2 separate regions of the Homo sapiens genome follow, and region 2 is linked to region 1. A link is an interaction called in ENCODE POLR2A ChIA-PET data of the cell type or tissue named here. Cell type or tissue: B cell. All regions are shown on one strand. Links, peaks and the distances in the headings refer to the core of each region. The heading gives the core; the rest is flanking DNA. Region 1 overlaps SCN4A (sodium voltage-gated channel alpha subunit 4). Region 2 has its middle 10 kb from the start of PECAM1.

Region 1 (8,400 bases), core at 3,401-8,400:
AGGGGCTCAGCATGTGCCCAGGCAGGCTGTGGACCCAGGGCAGCTGGTGCCTGGCAGGAGGGGGGCCGTGCCCAGGGAGCTTTCAGGGACTGTGCAATCCTCAGATCCCATGTCCAGGGTTGGCAGGGGAAGCTCTGGTCTTCTTCTCACTGATTTTGCTCCTTTTGGTCCCTGCCCTAAACCTTTGAGTCTGCCAAGATTTGCAAGATCCTGGGAGTGGTCCCTGTGGAGAGGCTGTAGGCATACAGACAGGATGCTGAACTGAGCACCTGAGAACTGGGCTTGAGATGTGGCTCGTTCCCATGTGGGTGCTGTGATGCCAGCTAGCTGCCCAGCTAGCTGAGCCTCAACTGCTCATGTGTGGAATGCATGTGAGAATCCCTCCCAACATTGTAGAGATCAGGATACCAGTGAAGTCACAAAGTGAACCACAGAGCGCCCTGCAAATGTTGAATATTATGACAGGGTTGGGTCTCCAAGGAGTGAAGTGCCTTGCCCACTGTCACAAGGCCAGAAATGAATGGGAACGGGTCTCAGAGTTGTACCCACCTAGGCCCTATGACTTGGCCTTTGCCTCCATCACTCACTTATACACACACGGGCCATGCATGCCACTCCTGCTCCTCTCAGGGCTCTGGACCCCTTCCCCTCCGCCCCCGCAGCCTCTGCCAGGAGGTGGGAGTTGGGTGGGAGACTTCCAGGGCCCTGGGCTCCCCGAGGCTCTGTGACAGGGCCTCATGCCACCCCCTAGGTCTTCACAGGCATCTTCACAGCAGAGATGGTTCTGAAGCTGATTGCCATGGACCCCTACGAGTATTTCCAGCAGGGTTGGAATATCTTCGACAGCATCATCGTCACCCTCAGCCTGGTAGAGCTAGGCCTGGCCAACGTACAGGGACTGTCTGTGCTACGCTCCTTCCGTCTGGTACACAAAAGCCCCAGGGCCAGGGGCTGGGATGGGGGTGGGGTGAGGAGACTAAGGAGGGTGGGCACAGGGATGGGAGGAGAAACCCCAGGAAGCTAGAGGGCTGAAAACGAGGCCTCCTCTGCCTTGTGCACACCTGTTACCTCTCAGAACCTTTCTTACCTGTAAAACAGAGAAAAGGAGAGCCCTGTCTTCTTTCATAGGGCTGCTGGGGGGACCCAAGTGACAGAGGCCAACACTGGGTTTGATTCCTTAATGACCTTGAGCAGCAGTGGAGCAGGAACTCCAGCCCCATACTGCAGACCTGAAAGCCGGGGCTCTGGAAGTTCATTAGGAGTAGGATTGGGACCTCTGAATTTCTGTCTTTTCACCACCCCATAAGGAGCACTATTATTCTTTTTAAAACTTTATCAGCTGGACGCGGTGGCTCACGCCTGTAATCCCAACACTTTGGGAGGCCAAGGCGCGTGGATCACCTGAGGTCAGGAGTTCAAGACCAGCCTGGCCAACATGGTGAAACTCCGTCTCTACGAAAAACACAAAAATTAGCTGGGCTTGGTGGCGCACGCCTGTAATCCCAGCTACTTGGGAGGCTGAGGCAGGAGAATCACTTGAACCCGGAAGGCTGAGGTTGCAGTGAGCCGAGATCGCACCACTGCACTCCAGCCTGGGTAACAGATTGAGACTCTGTCTCAAAAAAAACAACAACAACAAACTTTATCAAGGGATCTTTTCATGCATGCACAAAAGTATAGAGAAAGTATAATGAACCTCCACGTACCTATCACCCAGCTTCAACAACTATCAACATTCTACAATTCCTGTTGCATCTGTCCCCCAATTTTTATTGTGAAAGCAAATCCCAACATATAATTTCACTTGTAAATACTTTAGTCTGTATTTTTTTTTTTAGACAGGGTTTCTCTGTCACCCAGGCTGGAGTGCAGTGGTACGATCACTGCTCACTGCAGCCTTGACCTCCCCAGACTCAGGTGATTCTCCCACCTCAGCCTCCTGCATAGGTGGGACCACCATGCCTAGCTAATTTTTGTAATTTTTGTAGGTCAGGGTTTCGCCATGTTGCCCAGGCTGGTCTCCAACTCCTAGGCTCAAGTGATGCACCTTCTTCGGCCTCCCAAAGTGCTGGGATTACAGGTGTGAGCCAACTGCTCCCAGCCATAGTCTGTATCTTTAACAGATAATGACGAATGACATTTTTTCTCTTTTCTTTTCTTTTTCTTTTTCTTTTTTTTTTTTTTTTTAGTGGAGTTTTGTTCTGTAGCCCAGGCTGGAGTGCAGTGGTGCAATCTCTGCTCACTACAAGCTCCACCTCCCTGGTTGAAGCGATTCTCCTTCCTAAGCCTCCTGAGTAACTGAGATTACAGGCACTCGCCACCATGCCCGACTAATTTTTTGTATTTTTAGTAGAGACAGGATTTTACCATGTCAGCCAAGCTGGTTTCCAGCTCCTGAGCTTAAGTGATCCACCCGCCTCGGCTTCCCAAAGTGCTGGGATTACAGGCGTGAGCCACCGCGCCTGGCCTGGACTTGTTTTCTTTTTAACACATGAAGGGCCTGAGGTGGTAGAATGAGTGTTCCCATTTAGCAGAAGGGCACACTGAGGACTCAGATGGTGTGGGGGGCTGGAGATTCAAGCTACTCGACACTGTTCTTTCTCCTAAGGCTGGGGCTGCCTTGGGTGGTGGTCCCTGGGCCTCATTCACCCTTGCCCTCCCTGCTTGGCAGCTGCGGGTCTTCAAGCTGGCCAAGTCGTGGCCAACGCTGAACATGCTCATCAAGATCATTGGCAATTCAGTGGGGGCGCTGGGTAACCTGACGCTGGTGCTGGCTATCATCGTGTTCATCTTCGCCGTGGTGGGCATGCAGCTGTTTGGCAAGAGCTACAAGGAGTGCGTGTGCAAGATTGCCTTGGACTGCAACCTGCCGCGCTGGCACATGCATGATTTCTTCCACTCCTTCCTCATCGTCTTCCGCATCCTGTGCGGGGAGTGGATCGAGACCATGTGGGACTGCATGGAGGTGGCCGGCCAAGCCATGTGCCTCACCGTCTTCCTCATGGTCATGGTCATCGGCAATCTTGTGGTGAGTGAGGCTGGCTGGGTGGCCCCTGCCCTCACCCGGGAAGCGTACAAGATGTACCTGATATTTGACTGTTTTCTATCTCCCCAACACATCCTCTCCAAAATGGCAATTTTATGTGGTTTAACCCCGTAGTTCTCAAATTTTAACCTGTGTAAGAATCACTTAGGAGTTACTTAAAACATAGATCCCCGGCCCCACCCCCAGAGTGTCTGATTCAGCAGCTCTGGGCCTAGGCCTGGGGACCTGCATTTCTGACAAGCTCCGAGGTGATGCTGATCAGTGGATGCTGATGGTGGTTCTGGGACCATGCTATGAGTAGCGCTGTTGGAACCTAGTGTTTTGAGTAAAGCAACATGATAATGAGTCAGACAGACCCACATTCCAGTCCCAGCTCCTTTGCCATCATCTGTGTGACCTTGAGCTAACTGCTGCTCTCTAGTCAAGCTGGGTTCTCTAACCCTCACATAGAAGAAAAACAACAGGGAGTTCATGAGGTCACTGCAAAGATGATGCCATAGTGTGTACAAAGGCACAGTTTTGTGGGGGAACCTGGGCCTCCTGGCCTTCTCCCACCCTCTTGACCTCCTCTGCTCCAGGGCCTATGGTCCAGGCGCCGAAAAAGAGAATCAGGCTGGATGTGGTGGCTCATGCCCATAGTCCCAGCACTTTAGGAGGCCAAGGCCAGGAGTTCAAGACCAGCCTGGGCAACATAGCAAGACACTCTTATCTCTACAAAAAATGGAAAAATGAAAAAAATTAGCTAGGCATGGTGGCACACACCAAACCCAGCTATTTGGGAGGCTGAGGCAGGAAGATGGTTTGAGCCGTGGACTTCAAAGCTGTAGTGAGCTGTGATCCTGCCACTGCACTCCAGCATGGGGGGGCAGAGCAAGACCCCATCTCTAGAAAACAAAAAAGAAACAGGTGCAGATATTGGGAAAATGCAGAGATGGCATAAACTGCATCTCTTCTGCCGCTTACTGTGGTTCAGGGCTTGGCATGAGGGGCTGGTGCAGAGGAAGGGGCCAGGAGGTGAGAGCCAGGGTATAGGGCCATGGTCCAGCTGGCCAGCATTTCTGCGGCTAGGGCCTCTGGAGGTGACCCTGACTTCTCCCCTTCTTGGGGTGGCAGTGGAGGTCACTCCTGCCAGAGCCCTGCAGTGCTGTGCCCAGCTGCCCCCTGCAGTGGCTGGTGCTGCCCTGGGCAACAGGGACTGGGAAGACGCCTGTCCCCATGTTCCCCAAAGGCCTATGGAATCCCTGAGCTGCAGCGACAGAGCTTCTCAGATATTGCTGATCTCTGGCTGGGGGCAGCACCAAGAGAGGGAAGGGGGTGTCACCTCAGCTGCAGAAGAAGACTATGCTGCAGCTACAGAGGAGAACCCAGGCCTCCTGTCCCTGAAAGGAGGGTCTTAGGGAGTGGGGAGAGAGAGGGAAGGTGCCCGGGCCCAACTTTGGGGCAGGATTGGGGATGGGGAGAGCAGACCCTGAGTAGGAGTTTGTTGATGTAAGTCTAAGGACTTGGGGGTGACTGAGTCTTCAGGGAGTTGCTGTTTCTATGTGTGGAAACTCAGAAACGTTTTAAATCCCCACTTTGCCACTCACTGACTGGGAAACCTCGAGCCCGTTATTTAACCCTTTGGGCCTCAGTTTTCCCATCTGGAAAACGGGGATGAAAATGGGGATGACTCTTTCACTGGGTGGTTGCAAGGATTATGTTACGCATGCGCTTACAAGTGCTTACCAAAGTGCCTGGCCACGTGGCTGGGAGTACAGGTGTTGCAGGCGTGCGGCAGGGCAGTGCTGGTTTAGGTTCCCGCCACCAGGGCGATGCTCCTGTATTGGCAGTGGGGGGCCTACTGTATGTCAGTCCCTGCCAAAGGGAGTTACTGGCATTGCCCCTAATTCTCTCAGCCACCCCATGAGACAGGTAATGTTATTTCCACACTCTCGAGGAGGCACTGCCCAGAACCACACAACTAGTGAGAAACAGAGCTGGTGCTGGAACTGGGTCCATGTAACTCCAGTAACGATAACATCAATGACAACAGTATCGTAATAATGATAACGTCAGCATCAGCAGAAGCATGGTGACAGCTGACATTTATTTAGCATTTACCCAGCATTCTGGGTGCTTCACATGTATTCATTTCACCTCATCCTCACGCCCACCTGTGAGGGGCGCGCTGGTTCATGTTTTATAGATGAGGAAACAGGGGCTCAGGGAGGTGAGTCTGTCCCGTGTGTGGGACGGGAGCCCCTGCAATCTGGCTGCAGAGTCTGGAACCAGTACAGGCCCTGCTTCTGTGTGCCTGTCACCCCTATCACACAGACATGCACACACGAACACACCACTGACATCCTTTCCCAGCCCAGCTCTGTGGCTCTCCCAGTTTGCTCAGAGGGAGTGGAACGGCCCAGGGAGGTGGCACTGTCAGCTCCTTGGGCACTGTCCCCTCCCACCACCTCCCCAGGCTTCAGAGAAGCAGGTGTCTGCCAGAGGCCACCAGGGCACCCTGCCAGAGAGTGTGAGGACCCGCATCCCCTGCACCTATGGCACTTGGTCACTTCCTGCGGGTAACTGTGAAGAAGAAGAGGAAGTGACTAGGTAACCCAAAGCACAGAACCCCCAGGGAAATTGATGTCGGCCCCCTCCCCTCCTCCCTTCCCCCATGCCTGGGGCAGCTATTTCTGTCTTGGGCAGGAGCCGTGTGCAAACCCTGCTGACCCAGAGAGCAGCTAATTCCCATCTCAGATGTGTTTCTGGCAACTGGATGCCTCCCCCCAGAGAGGGAGAAGAAAGACTAATGCGTTTTGGTGGGGGGCAAAGGCAGAAAAGCCTCTAGGGGACATGGCGGGGAGGAAGGGAGCCATGGAAATTCCCCTAGCACATTCTCTCAAAGAGCGTTTTCAGATAGTTTTTAAAGAGAGTATTTAACATGATTAACAGAATATAATCAACAGAATGTAGTGAAGACAATGACGAGAAGACCTTGGAGGAGGCTGGTGAGAGCCAGGAGTGAGACCCGCCGAGGAGACGGCCAAGGGTGGCGGATCTGCAAGTGCAGGCTCCCCAATTCCCCATGCCCTCTCACTCCCCCAGGGCTCCGAGGAAGAACCTGGCTATGCTTCTGGCTGATGGGAGCTGGGACCCTCACCCCAGCCAGGATTCTCCTTCCTCCCACTGCCCAGGGCCAGGCAGACTGGTAGAAGGAAGGGTGACCACATTAAAGACCTTCAGGGCTGCCATTCACCTTGTAGGCTAAGTGAAAGATGCCTTCTAAAGTTATACAATGACTAGAATCCTGGTTCGAGTCCTGGCTATGCTCTGTGTCCTAGAGCAGGCCACGCCACCTCTCTAGGACTCAGTTTACTCATCTATAAAATGCTGAGCTGGCCTCAGAGTTCACCACACTCTTCCTACACCTTGTATAACTTTCTTTCTTTCTTTCTTTTTCTTTTTCTTTTTTTTTTTTTCTTCAAGGCAGGGTCTCGCACTGTCACCCAGGCTGGAGTGCAGTGGGTGCAATCTGGGCTCACTGCAACCTCCGCCTCCCGGGTTCAAGTGATTCTCCTGCCTCAGCCTCCCAAGTAGCTGGGATTATAGGTGCACCACCACGCCCAGCTAATTTTTGTATTTTTAGTACATGGTTTCACCATGTTGGCCAGGCTGGAGCACCTTGTATAGCTTTCTATTATTTCAAACATAATAACAGCCAACATGCGTTGAGTGCCTACTGTGTGCTCTACTTGTATTGATGGGTTTTTTGTTTGTTTTTTGTTTTTTTGTTTTGTTTTGTTTTGAGATGGAGTCTCGCTCTGTCGCCCCGGCTGGAGTGCAATGGCGTGATCTCGACTCACTGCAACCTCCACCTCCCGGGTTCAAGCGATTCTCCTGCCTCAGCCTCCCAAGTAGTTAGGACTACAGGCGCATGCCACCACGCCCAGCTAACTTTTTGTATTTTTAGTAGAGACGGGGTTTCACCATGTTAGCCAGGATTGTCTTGATCTCCTGACCTCGTGATCCGCCTGCCCCAGCCTCCCAAAGTGCTGGGATTATAGGTGTGAGCCACTGCGCCTGGGCTTTTATTGATCCTTTAATCCTCACAACAATGGGAGGAACACTTGGATAATCTCCTTTTTACAGATGAGGAAACTGAGGCACAGGGCAGTGAGGCAAATTGCCTCAGAGCACACAGCTAATAAACTGGGGTTCAGAGCCCTGCAATGTGGTTTCAAAAGCTGTGCACTCCAGTCTCTGCTGCCACCCAAACCCACAGTATTGCATGTGATTGATCTGCTCTCTGTCTCTGCTGGTCTGTGAGCTCCCTGAGGCCATTCATGCAGTGACGGGGGCTCAGGAAATGTCTATCCACTGGAAAATAAAGTGGGTGGGGGTGCTGGGGGGGAGCAGCAGTAGCCTCCTAAGTCTTTCCGTAGGGATGTGGGACAAGAACCAGAATAGATGGAGTCGGAAACCCCAAGAGGAGAAAAGAGGGTAAATAGTAGGTCAGATGTCCCTTCCAGAGTAGCAGGGGCCAAGCTTCTGCACTCCAGGAGTGCGGGGTCTATAAAGTCCCACTTAACAGAGGTGGAGAAGAAGGCACAAAAGATAAAGGTTCCCAGTAAGTCCTGGAAGCTCGGCGACTTGAGCCCAGTTCTTTGTTCCGCATCCTCCAGAAGTGGAGGTAAAGGACAGTCATGGGCCAGGCACCGTGGTGATGCCTCTAATCCCAGCACTTTGGGAGGCCGAGGCAGGCGGATCACTTGAGGTCAGGAGTTTGAGACCAGCCTGGGCAACATGTTGAAACCCCGTCTCTACAAAAAATACAAAGATTAGCTGGGCATGGTGGCACTTGAACTTGGGAGGTGGAGGTTGCCGTGAGCCGAAATCGCGCCACAGCACTCCAGCCCGGAGTCTGGAGGCAACAGAGGGAGACTCCTCCATCTCGAAAAAAAAAAAAGAAAAAAAAGGACAGTCATGGAGAGAGTTCCTGTCCCCCAGCAGGCCTCCCTAAACCCTGCCTCTGCCCTGGGTAGCAGAGTCCTCTCAGAAGCCCAAGCCTCAGTTTCCCCATCTGCAGAAGGGATAATAACCATCACCTCCATGAGCAGTTGTGAACACCTCTTAGGTGGCGTTCTTTTAAATGCCCAACATGTGGTAGTTTGGATCTGTAGACCGAGGACCCCTGTGCTGGCTGAAGGTGGCACCCTCTGGGTCCCGGGGACTGATGTGAGGCTCCCCCTGACCCCATGCCCCAGGTCCTGAACCTGTTCCTGGCTCTGCTGCTGAGCTCCTTCAGCGCCGACAGTCTGGCAGCCTCGGATGAGGATGGCGAGATGAACAACCTGCAGATTGCCATCGGGCGCATC
Region 2 (13,039 bases), core at 3,567-8,566, 450 kb before region 1:
CACCCCGCCAGCTCCTGCTCCCTTTCATGGTGGGTGGTGCAAAGCAGGATTGCTCTTGGCCCCTCAAGGCCAAACTAATGAAACTGTGCTACGTGCAACTGATGCAGGGCAGGTGAACTCCAGAATTGGGGCTTAGCCTGGCAGGGTTCTTGGCTTTGCCCAGGAAAGAATTCAAGGGCAAGCTAGGGGAGCCGGTGGTGTTAGACAGCAACTTTTATTGAAGCGGCAGTGCACAGCAGCAGCAGACAGACTGCTCCTTGTGGAGCAGGGCTACCCTATAGGCAGTGTGCCCAGAGCACCAGCTCAGGGCAGTTCTGCATCATATGTGTGCCCATCTAGTTATATGCAAATTAAGGGCCAGACTATACAGAAATTTCTAGAAAAAGGGTGGTAACTTCTGGGTTGTCAGGTCATTGCCATGGAAAGGGGTGGTAACTTCCGGTGTTGTCATGGTAACGGTAAACTGACACGGCACACTGGTGGGCGTGTCTTATGGAAAGCTGCTTTCTCTCAGTCCCTGTTTAGCTAGTCTTCAATTTGGTCCAGTGTCCAAGCCCTACCTTTGGAGTTGAGTTCCGCCGCCTACCTCAGAACATTTGTAGAGCCATTTAAAAAGGAAAACTCTCTAATGTGACCCTTTGTAGATCCACTTTATGTCTGATAAGGAAAGGTTGGAATTCTTTCTGCTGTGTAGGCACAGGTTCAGGGCCACACAGCCCTTCCCTTCTTTGAACACCGGATTAGTGCATCAGGGAGCCCCGGCGTGGTGGATTCAGGCTCAAACACTGGAAACAGTCCAGCAAAACCTTGACCTATAGAGAGTGAAGGGCACAGGGCCAGGGGAGGGGAGCTCTTTGCGGACACAGAGTGACTTCTTTCTCTAACCTGCCTTTTGGGTTTCCTTGGCTTTTCCTTCCTCCTCCTCTCGGATGAACTTGTGAGAATGAAGGTGCATGTCTGTGGCCCATGCTGGGTCCTCCAGGCATGGTGGGCTCTGGGAGGGCCATGGCTGAGGAGCCCAAGGAAGCCAGGCCCGTTGCTTTCTCACCTGAGGATTCGTCTCAGAACCATGACACAGTCAAATGAGAACAGAAACCCCACTCTAAGGCCGGGGGCAGTGGCTCAGGCCTGTAATCCCAGCACTTTTTTGGGAGGCCAAGGTGGGTGGATCACTTGAGGTCAGGAGTTCGAGACCAGCCTGGCCAACATGGCAAAACCCCATCTCTACTAAAAATACAAAAAATTAGCTGGGCATGGTGGTGTATGCCTGTAATCCCAGCTACTCGGGAGGCTGAGGCACGAGAATCGCCTAAACCCAGGAGGTGGAGGTTGCAGTGAGCCAAGATTGTGCCACTGCACTCCAACCTGGGTGACAGATCCAGACCCTATCTCAAAAAAAAAAAAAAAAAGAAAAAAGAAAAGAAAGAAATCCCACTTCAAATCTCTACTAGAGGTTGCTTGAAGGTTGCTGGAAGGGAGATGTGAGAGCAGACTTACACCACTCTGCACAGAGAAAAACCCATGAAAAACTTGTGTCTCCCTCAGAGTCATGGTAGTGGCCCCAGCGTCCCTGACACCCCTCCCAAAGTCAACCAGTCAGTCTCTCCCTGTTTCCCTCACCCCCAGATCAGCTCCTTTCTGCCTCATCCTGGGCCTTCATCCTTCTGTTGTCCCCAGACGACCCCACCGCCCCTGGGGATAGACTAGGCTGCATTTTGCTTTTCTTTCTGTTTTTGGGGTCCCTGTCATTCTAAAGTTTGTCCAGCCAATCTGCTTAGGTTTCCACAGTGGGAACACAGACACCTTTTTTTTTTTGAGACGGAGTCTCCCTCCGTCACCCAGGCTGGAGTGCAGTGGTGCAATCTTGGCTCACTGCAACCTCCGCCTCCTGGGTTCAAGTGATTCAGCCTCTTGAATAGCTGCGACTACAGGCTTGTGCCACCACGCACGGCTAATTTTTGTATTTTTAGTAGACATGGGGTTTCACCATGTTGGTCAGGCTGGTCTCGAACTCCTGATCTCAAGTGATCCGGCCACCTCAGCCTCCCAAAGTGTTGGGATTACAGGTGTGAGCCACCGTGCCCGGCCAGATGCTGTTTTTTTATGTTGTCTGGGCAGTCATTTGTGCGCTCCATGAACAGTTGCATGGTCCTTTTTAGCATCAGACTAGAGCTATGATTCCCAGCCCACAGTGACAGAGGCCACCTAGCCACCTTTGCAATGGCAACCACATTGACGATGACAGTCTTCCTTCCTTTTCCTTTGTCTTCAGCTGTGGCAATCAGCGGGACACTGCTCTGACCCCTGGCATTGGTTTTGACAAATACTTGGCTCCTTGTTAGCTTTATTAATAAGATGAAGAGATATTTGACAGCTACATTCTCCCCCTAAAAGAAGAAGGAGTGGCCCACATGGCTTCTGGAGTTCTTGGGAACTGACACAAAACTTGCCTCTTGGTGGAGGCTGGGTTTGCCTCAGGTGGGCCCAGAGGAGACTCCGCAGCTTTAGGAATCACCTCCCTCTCTCTCAGCTGGCTTTTTCTTTTTTCTTTTTTTGACAGAGTCTCGCTCTGTGGCCCAGGCTGGAGTGTGGTGGTGCAATCTCGGCTCGCTGCAACTTCCGCCTCCCAGGTTTACTCGATTCTCTTGCCTCAGCCCTCTGAGTAGCTGAAACTACAGGCGCATGCCACCACGCCTGGCTAATTTTTGTATTTTTAGTATAGACGGGGTTTCACCATGTTGGCCAAGTTGGTCTCAAACTCCTGACCTCAAGTGATCCACCTGCTTCAGCCTCCCAAAGTGCTGGGATTACAGGCATGAGCCACTGCGCCTGACCTTTTTGTATTTTTTTAATAGAGACAGGGTTTCGCCATGTTGCCCAGGCTAGTCTCAAACCCCTGGCCTCAGGTGATCCGCCTGCTGTGGCCTCCCAAAGTGCTGGGATTACAGACATGAGCCACCATGCCCAGTCTCATCTGGCCTTTTAAAACATTTGCAAAACTTTCCTTACCTGCTGTGTTGCACAGTTCTGGCTGAAATATACCTCCCTATAATTTCCACCGAAAGTGGAAAAAAGTCTAGTTCTTCTTTCATATAAAACAATGCAATTATTTAGGCTGTGCAGGATCGGGGTGTCAGGTACTTTTCAGGTCTGAGGTGAGGCCGTGGGCAGGGCAGCTTCTACCCACCTCATCTCAACTCTCCCTTTTCTTGCTCAGTGTCACATGTAGGACCAGTTACATAATTTGTGGGTCTAGTGCAAATGAAAATTCAAAATTATCAGGAATTTCAAGGTGGCGACAGCAAGGCATCAAACCAAGCATGGCAGCTTCTGAGCACAGGGCCCCTGTGACGGCACGGGTCACACATCTATGAAGCTGGCTCTGGTCTCATGACTCATGTGTGTCAGGTCAGGGACTGGGTCTGAGCCTTCTGCCCAGAAAGGTGCTGTAAAAGGTCAGTCACAGAAGCCTTGTAGCAAGCCAGGCAGACACAGGCAGGCAGATGTGGTGCTGGGAACTTGGTTGATGTTTCACCTCCTGGCCCTCAGCTCCCCATCTGTAATATGGGTCATGATACCCCTGTGGTAGGCTGCTGATGACCCCCAAGGATATCAGGCCCTGACCCCTGGAACCTGTGAATGTTGCCCTATATGGTGTCTTAGTTTGTTTGGACTGGGTGCCTTAGAAACAACAAAAATGGGCCGGGCGCGGTGGCTCACGCCTGTAATCCCAGCACTTTGGGAGGCTGAGGCAGGTGGATCACCTGAGGTTGGGAGTTCAAGATCAGCTTGACCAACACAGAGAAACCCCATCTCTACTAAAAACACAAAATTAGCCAGGCATGGTGGCTCATGCCTGTAATCCCAGTTACTCAGCTGGCTGAGGCAGGAGAATCGCTTGAACCCGGGAGGCGGAGGTTTCAATGAGCTGAAATTGTGCCATTGCACTCCAGCCTGGGCAACAAGAATGAGACTCCATCTCAAAAAAAAAAAAAAAAAAGAAACAACAAAAATGTATTTCTCACAGTTCTGGAGTTTGGGAAGTCCAGCATCAAAGCTCCAGCAGCTCCAGTGTCTGGTGAGGCCTACTTCCTCATTTATAGATGGCTGTCTCTCTGCTGTGTCCTCACATGATGGAAAGGACTAGGGAATTCTTTTCTTGCCTTTTTTTTTTTTTTTTCTGTTTTGAGAAGGAGTCTTGCCCTGTCACCCGGGCTGGAGTGCAGTGGCGCGGTCTCGGCTGACCACAACCTTTGCCTCCTGGGTTCAAGTGATTCTCGTGCCTCAGCCTCCCAAGTAACTGAGGCTACAGGCGCGCCACCATGCCAGCTAATTTTTGTATTTTTAGTAGAGATAGGATTTTGCTACGTTGTCCAGGCTGGTCTCAAACTCGTGGCCTCACGTCGATCTGCCCACCTTGGCCACCCAAAGTGCTGGGATTACAGGCGTGAGCCACCGCACCGGGCCTAGGGATTTTCTTATGGTCCCTTTCATAAGGGCACCAGTCCCATTCATGAGGCCTCCACCCTCATGACATAACCACCTCCAAAGGCTCCACCTGCAAGTACTATCACACTGGGGAGTTGGTTCCAACATGTGAATTGTCGCGGGGATGCAAACATTCAGTTTGTAACATGTGGGAGAATGGGATTTGCAGATGTGATTAAGTTAACAGTTTTGAGTTGGGGAGATTATCTGGATGGGCTCCAAATGCAATCACAAGTGACTTTACCAGAGAGGCAGAGGGAGGCGGGGCACATTGGTTTATGCCTATAATCCCAGCACTTTGAGAGGCCCAGGCAGGAGAATCCCTTGAGCTCAAAAGTTCAAGGCCAACCTGGGAAACATAGCGAGACCTCATCTTTACAAATAATTAAAAAATTATCTAGGCATGGTGGTGTGTGCCTGTGGTCCCAGCTACTCAGGAGGCTGAGGTGAGAGAATCACTGGTGGTCAAGGCTGCAGTGAGTCGTGATTGAACCACTGCACTCCAGCCTTGGAAACAGGGTGAGACCCCATCTCAAATAAATAAATAAATAATAAATAAGGGAGATTAGACACACAGAAGAGAGGTGATGTGAAGATTGAGCAGAGATTTGAAGATGCTGGCCTTGAAGACTGGAGTGATGCACCCACAGACCAAGGAATGCCAGCAGCCACCAATCTGCTCCTGTAAGAGGCCAGGAACAGATTCTCCTCCCGCAGAGCCTCTGCAGGGAGTGTAGCCCTGCTGGCAGCTTGATTTTGGTCCATTCATACTTATTCTAGATCCAGAATGGGGAAAGAATAAGTTTCTGTTGTTTTAAGCCAGGAAGTGTGTGGGTATTTGTCACTGTAGCCACAGGAAATGAAAACATACCCTCTAAAATTTTTAAAATAACAGATTCATTGAGATATAGTTCACATGCCATACCATTTACCTATTTAAAGCGTGCAATTCAATGGTGTTTCATATATTCAGAGTTGTGCAACCATCACCCCAATCAATTTTAGAACATTTTCATTATCCCAAAAAGAAACCTGTATTCTTTAGCTATCTTGCCTAATCCCCCAGCCCTAGCCAACCAAACTACTTTCCATCTCCATGGATTTGCGTATTCCGGACATTGCATAGAAATGGAATTATATAATATGTGGCCTTTCATGTGTAGCTTCTTCCACTTAGCATGTTTTTAAAGTTCATCTATAGTGTAGCATGTATCAGTATTTCGTTCCTTTTGTTGTTGTTGTTTAGAGACAGAGTCTCATGCTATGACCTGGGCCAGAGTGCAGCGGTGCAATCCTAGCTCACTGTAGCCTCAAAGTCCTGAGCTCAAACAAGCCTCCCATCTCAGCCTCCAGAGTAGCTGGGACTACCGGGGCACACCACCACACCAGGCTAATTTTTAAAAATTTTTTGAGAGAAGTTGGTGGGAGGTGAAAAAAAAAATTTTTTTTTTTTGGTAGAGCCAGGGTCTGGCTATGTTGCCCAGGCTAGTCTCAAACTCCTGGCTTTAAGCGATTCTCCAGCCTCGGGCTCCCAAAGTGCTGGGATTACCGGTGTGAGCCACCATGCCCTGCCCAGTACTTTATTCTTTTTATTGCCAAATAATATTCCATTATATGGCTATAACACATTTTGTTTGCTCATTCATCAGTTGATGAACATTTGTGTTGTTTCTATATTTTGGCTATTGTGAATACTGCTTCTATAAACATTTGTGATTTTTTTTTTTTTTGAGACGGAGTCTTGCTCTGTTGCCCCAGGCTGGAGTGCAGTGGCGCGATCTCGGCTTACTGCAAGCTCTGCCTCCCGGGTTCACACCATTCTTCTGCCTCAGCCTCCCGAGTAGCTGGGACTACAGGTGCCCACCACCACGCCTGGCTAATTTTTTTGTATTTTTAGTAGAGACAGGATTTCACCGTGTTAGCCAGGATGACCTCGATCTCCTCACCTCATGATCCACCCGCCTCGGCCTCCCAAAGTGCTAGGATTACAGGCGTGAGCCACCGTGCCCAGCCCTATAAACATTTGTGTGCATGTTTTTGTGTGGACGTGTTTTCAGCTCTCTTGACTATATCCCCAAGGGTTGAATTGCTGCTGGATCACATGGTAACTCTATTTTTAATTTTGGGGAACCACCAACTGTTTTCAAAGTGGCTGTATCATTTTACAATGCCATAGTAGCATATGGGCATTCCTGTTTCTCTACATCCTCATCAATATTTGTTGTCTGTCTTTTTGGTTATAGTTATCCTAGTGGGTATGAAGTGGTATCTCATTGTAGTTTCGATTTGCAATTCCCTAATGACTAATGATGTTGAGCATCTTTTCATGTGCTTGGGGTCATTTTTTTTTTTTATCTTCTTAGGAGAAATAATCTGCTCAAATCCTTTTTTTTTTTTTTTTTTTTTAAGATGGAGTCTCATTCACTCTATTGCCCAGGCTGGAGTGCAGTGACATGATCTCAGCTCACTGCAACCTCTGCCTCCTGGGAACAAGCGATTCTCCTGCCTCAGCCTCCTGAGCTCCTGAGTATCTGGGATTATAGGCATGTGCCACCGCCCGGCTAATTTTTTGCATTTTTAGCTGAGATGGGGTTTCACCATATTGGCCAGGCTGGTCTTGGAACTCCTGACCTTGAGTGATCCTCCTGCCTCAGGCTCCCCAAGTGCTGGGATTACAGGCGTGAGCCACCACGCCCTGCCCCTTTGCCAATTCTTTAAAATGGTTGTGTTTTTGTTGTTGAGTTGTAACAGTTCTTTATATATTCAAGATCCTAGACCCTTATCAGATATATTATTTCCAAATATTTTCTCCCATTCTGTGAATTACCTTTCACTTTCCTAATGCTATCCTTTGCAATAAAAACATTTTTAATTTTAATACAGTCTAGTTTATCTGTTTTTGTTATTTTGTTGCTTGTGCTTTTGTGGTTTTGAGAACAGAATGCACAAACACCTGTTTTGGCTTCAGTGCCTGGGACATGGTGGTGCTCTTCCCAGGCCAGCGGCCAGGCCACTCAGGGTGGAAGACAGTAGGTCCCTTAACCCCTTGGGCTGTTGTGTGCCTGATCTGTTGTCAGGCCCTTCTTCATTAGGTTTAGAAGATACAGTCATCAGAAGAATAAAACCACTGTCTAGGTAAAAGAAATTTTTAAATATATAATATGAATATCTTCTTATTTATACCAGTACAGTTTCAAAATGTAATTTTTTTTTTTTTGTGGAGGAAGAGGTCTACAAAGGCAAAAATGCCTATGGTTATGAGTCATAATACAACCATGTCAGCCAGGTGCGGTGGCTCATGCCTATAATCCCAGCACTTTGGGAGGCCGAGGCGTGCAAATCGCTTGAGCTCAGGAGTTCAAGACCAGCCTGGGCAATGTGACGAGACCCCATCTCTACAAAAATTACCAAAATTAGCCGGATGTGGTGGTGCATGCCTACAGTCCCAGCTACTCGAGAGGCTGAGGTGGGAGGATGGCTTGAACCTGAGAGGCGGAGGTTGCAGTGAGCTGTGATCACACCGCTGCACTCCAGCATGTGCAACAGAACAAGAACCTGTCTCAAAAAAAACCCCAAAAAATCCCAAAAACAAAACAACCATGTCCCTTGTAACTGGAGGGGGCCTCCTGCAGGGGATGGAATAGCACAGACTCCTCCACAATGTCCCTGCCTGCCTCCCTTTTGCCCAGCTGCCCAACTTTGTGAGGGGCCAGACTGGGGTGGTGAGGGCAGCATATGGTGGGTGTGGAAGAAAAGGCACTGAGCGCTGCCCCTTGGGTTCACTAAGTCAGCTGAGCTCCAGAGCAGCGATTCAGATGTGGCAGGCCCAGCCAAACCAGATCAACAACTGTTGTTATTATTGTTCAATCATAACTATTGTTTTTTTTAAACTTTTTAATTAATTATTATTACTTTTTGAGACAAGGTCTTGCCCTGTTGCCCAGGTTAGAGTACAGTGGTGTGATCGTGGCTCACTGCAGCCTCAAACTCCTGGGCTTAAGCGTTGCTCCCACCTCAGCTTCACGAGTAGTTGGGACCACAGGCATGCACCACCGTATGCAGCTATTTTTTATATTTTTTTGTTGTTACTATGTTCTTACTGTGCTCTGCTGGTTAAATGTGCTTTCAAAGGCTAGCTCTTGTTTGATCTTCCTAACAAGCCTATTCAATGGGTAGATGGGCACATTATTCCCATTATATAGGTGAGGAACATGAGCCTCAGAGCATTTAAGCTATTAAGCTGCAGAGAACAGACAGGGAACCCAGGCTTCTGATTTACGCATTAGTGCACGTTCACTCCCAGGCTGGGGTGTGTCCCAAACCCAGTGGATGGGGGCTGTTGAGTCTGGCTCATCAACTCTCCAAGACTAATGAGATCTGAGGCTACAGGTGGGGGAAATGGAACGGCCGGTGAATCTCATTTCCAATCACCATTGTCATGAAATAGGTGGTTGGCCTGCTGTGCCCTCCGACATGTCTGTTGCCCACCTGCCTCCGCCTTCCTCCCCCCACTCCACCTCCAGTTGCTCAGAAAAACCACTTCCTGAAGTTTATTCCAGCAGACAGCTTTTTCTGTGCAGTTAACGAGTCGCTATGTTTCGGATCTGCGTTACTTCCCCGGTATTTGAAGGCAGGAGCACTGCAGGTAGGAATAACTGTGTGTCTGTCCTCCTTCAATTCTGCTTGGCTGAGAAGAAGCGAACAACACCATGGGAGAAACAGGGTCCTGGGTGAGTTTGTTAAGCCTGGTGGGAACTCCTGGGGTCCCTTGGTTATGTAGGAGTCAGTCTCTTGATCAGTTACCAAGAAGCCAAAGCCGTGTGGGAACCTTTGCCTCAACCCAATCAAGGAATCCACCAAGGTCAAGGGGAAGAAGTGAGGAGAAAGGAGAGGCCCACAAACGAATAAAAACCCATTCAATTTACTATATTGAAAAAGGCCAGGCCAGGCATAGTGGCTCATGCCTATAATCCCAGCACTTTGGGAGGCTGAGGCTGGAGGATCTTCTGAGACAAGAAGCTGGATTCCAGCCTGGGCAAGACCCTGTCTCTACAAAAAGTAAAAAATTAGCTGTGCGTGGTGGTGCACACCTGTAGTCCCAGCTACTTGGGAGGCTGAGGTGGGAGGATTGCTTGAGCTCAGGAGTTTGAGGCTGCCGTGAGCCATGATTGTGCCACTGCACTCCAGCCTAGGAGACAGAGTGAGACCCTGTCTCAAAAAAAAGATGTTGGCTGGGTGCGGTGGTTCATGCCTGTAATCTCAGCAGTTTGGGAGGTTGAGGTGGGCGGATTGCTTATGGTCAGGAGTTTGAGACCAGCCTGGCCAACATGGTGACATCCCATCTCTACTAAAAATACAAAAATTAGCTGGGCATGGTGGTGCACACCTGTGATCCCAGCTACTCGGGAGGCTGAGGCAGGAGAGTTGCTTGAACCCAGGAGGCAGAGGTTGCAGCAAGCCAAGATTGCGGCACTGCACTCCAGCCTGGGCCACAGAGCAAGACCCTGTCTCAAAAAAAAAAAAAAAAAAAAAAAAGGCCAGGCGCGGTGGCTCACGCCTGTAATCCCAGCACTTTGGGAGGCCGAGGCGGGCGGATCACGAGGTCAGGAGATCGAGACCATCCTGGCTAACACGGTGAAACCCTGTCTCTACTAAAAATACAAAAAATTAGCCAGGCGTGGTGGCAGGTGCCTGTAATCCCAGCTACTCCAGAGGCTGAGGCAGAGAATTGCTTGAACCTGGGAGGTGGAGGTTGCAGTGAGCCGAGATTGTGCCACTGTGCTCCAGCCTGGGCAACAGAGAGAGACTCTGTCTCAAAAAAAAAAAAAAAAGAAAAAGAAAAAAGACACACCAAAGATAATGATAATAATAATAAAAGGTACATACTGTATGAATCTTTACAAAATTCCAGAACATGGAAACTAATCAGAAAGCAGATCAATCTTTGCAGTGGGGAGGGTGCAGAGGGCAAGGGAGACGAGGGGCATAGGAACCTTTTGGGGGTGGTGGATGTGTCTGCTTCCTTGATTGTGGAGGTTGTTTCATCAGTATACACATGTCAACACTTTTCTGAGTGTATACTTTAAACACAGCTTATTTTATGTCAATTATATAATACTTCATAAAGCTGAACAGAAATTCAATTTCTTAATTAAAATTTTAAAGGTAATACTGCCGGGCACGGTGGCTCCCGCCTGTAATCCCAGCAGTTTGGGAGACCAAGGTGGGTGGGTGGATCACCCGAGGTCAGGAGTTCAAGACCAGTCTGGCCAACACGGTGAAACCCCATCTCTACTAAAAATACGAAAATTAGCTGGGCATGGTGGCACATGCCTGTAGTCCCAGCTACTCAGGAGGCTGAGGCAGGAGAATCACTTGAACCCTGGAGGTGGAGGTTGCAGTGAGCTGAGATAGTGCCACTGCACAACAGCCTGGGCAACAGCGCAAGACTCCATCTCAAAAAAAAAAGAAAAAAGTGAAAGGGTAATACAGTCACATGATTTAAATAACAAAAGTACAGAAAGCTTTACAAAGAAAAGTCCCCAACTGCTCAGTTTCTGCCACCCACCCCTCTGCCACAGATAATAAGAATCCTTTGCATCCTTACTGACTTTCTACAAGTTAATGTTTACCCTCCCCTACTGATTGTAAAGTATTCTAGTCTACTGTAAATAGCAAGTCAAACAAACGTTAATAACCTTAGAGTGTGAGGTAAACCCTGGACAGGCATGCAGTACTCATTTTTGCCTATTTCCAATTTCAGATACTTTTTCTTACATTATGGAAACTATCTGTTCATATTCTTTGCCCATTTTTCTATTGGATTGTTGGTCTTTTCTTTTTCTTCTTCTCTTTTATTTTCTTTCTTTTAATCAGGCAGCCTCCCAAGCCAGAGTAGCTTAGACAGACTCCCGAACTTTTTCTTCTTAATTTATGAGTGTTCTTCACACACTAGGGAAGTTAGCTCTTTGTCCGTGATGTGAGTTGCAAACATTTTTTCCAGTTAGTAGTTTTTCTCTTGACTAATTTTTTTTTTTTTTTTTTTGGCAAAACAGAACTTTTTTTTCATAAAGTACAATTTATCAATCAATTTTATGGCTTCTGGATTTTAAGTTTTAGTTAAACCAGCCTCTGCCATTCAAGGTTGTAAGGACTTCTTTTCTTCTTTTGTATTTTCTTCTAGAACTTTTTTTTTTTTTTTTTTTTGCGAGACAGAGTCTTGCTCTGTTGCCCAGGCTGAAGTGCAGTGGCATGATCTTGGCTCATTGCAACCTCTGCCTCCCAGGTTCAAGTGATTCTCCTGCCTCAGCTTCCCAAGTAGCTGGGACTACAGGCATGTGCCACCACGCCTAGCTAATTTTTGTATTTTTTAGTAGAGACAGGGTTTCACTATATGTGGGCCAGGCTGGCCTTGAACCCCTGACCTCAGATGATCTGCCCACCTCGGCCTCCCAAAGTGCTGGGATTACAAGCATGAGCCACTGTGCCTGGCCCCTTCTAGGACTCTTATGGGTTTATTTGTACATTCATATCACTGGTCCATTTGGAATGTATTCTGGTACACAGTGTGAATTATGGGATACAATTTTTCAATTTTCTAAAAAAAACATTTATTTTTGAAATAAAGCTTTATTTTATCATGGTATCCTGAAAATATTAGAATCATTTATGAAGCAATTGCCACATTTTAGAAATTTACTTTGGAACTTGAGGGCACGGGGTCTGGGGTCTTGGCATTTATCACTATCATTTGAATTGTTGCTCTGCAAAAGGTGCTTACTCTGCAGTGTCTAAAAATTACCATTGAAGCCAAAATTTATTTTATTAATCATGGTGTTTCCTTTTCTGTTCCCACATCAAAATTTGGTAGATGGGTGAGGGTAATTTCCAGTAGGTTGCCAAAGAAGATAGCTTATAGTGGGGAATGGCGAGCACAAAACAACAGCAAATAACGCAATGGAAAACATTCCTTTAGAAATAAATGGGTAAAGTGTGTATTGCTGTTCAAGGCTCTTATCAAAACTTCCACTGAACCATAGGTCAGAGAGAGGAATTGTTTTCTAGCTGGAAGCCATTACTTCTTGGTTCTTGCCCTGAGGTAGAGGAATCTGGTTTTGACTGTGGCCAGTTTGTATCTGTCTTAGCTTTACCATGGGGAAGTCCTAGAGGGTGGCATTTCAGAAACAATATGGCACCCTCAAGGCAGTGATCATCTGATTCAGACAATACAGTAGTTTGTCTTCATCCATCTAGACAATCATCCATTGCACTAATGCTTTTTCATCATCTACTAGGTTCCAGACACTCTCCCTGTCATCAAGGAGATTGCAGTCCATTTGGGGGAGGACAGGCCATTATGACACATCCTATAATAAAAGTGTCTGGCTGGGCGCGGTGGCTCACGCCTGTAATCCCAGCACTTTGGGAGGCTGAGGTGGGTGGATCACAAGGTCAGGAGGTCGAGACCATCCTGGCTAACACGGTGAAACCCGTCTCTACTAAAAATACAAAAAATTAGCCGGGTGTGGTGGGGGGCGCCTGTAGTCCCAGC

The links. ChIA-PET counts read pairs that join two places held together with the same protein. Peaks named below come from ENCODE experiments on the same cell type or tissue, not always from the same donor. Only the 100,000 strongest peaks of a DNase experiment are listed, where the experiment ranks them.
Region 2: POLR2A ChIA-PET joins it to region 1 with 7 read pairs; 1 of 35 experiments calls an interaction of 5 or more read pairs at or near these places.

The regions. Positions count from the first base shown.
Region 1 is chr17:63,951,790-63,960,189 of GRCh38, reverse strand. SCN4A (sodium voltage-gated channel alpha subunit 4) reads left to right here. Exons shown (of 24, transcript NM_000334.4): 12 at 752-925; 13 at 2,672-3,028; 14 at 8,290-8,400. Among named protein-coding and RNA genes, the nearest start is that of SCN4A, 17 kb to the left of the region's middle. RefSeq lists enhancers at 1-229, 230-1,229 and an insulator at 8,338-8,400. In B cell, for the core only: a CTCF peak has its summit at 4,648; a DNase peak (open chromatin) is centred at 5,579; H3K27ac peaks cover 2,382 bases.
Region 2 is chr17:64,394,408-64,407,446 of GRCh38, reverse strand. No RefSeq gene overlaps it. Among named protein-coding and RNA genes, the nearest start is that of PECAM1, 10 kb to the right of the region's middle. RefSeq lists enhancers at 2,480-2,559, 2,670-2,779. In B cell, for the core only: no CTCF peak of the experiment used is centred there; a DNase peak (open chromatin) is centred at 6,616; H3K4me3 peaks cover 662 bases; H3K27ac peaks cover 3,210 bases.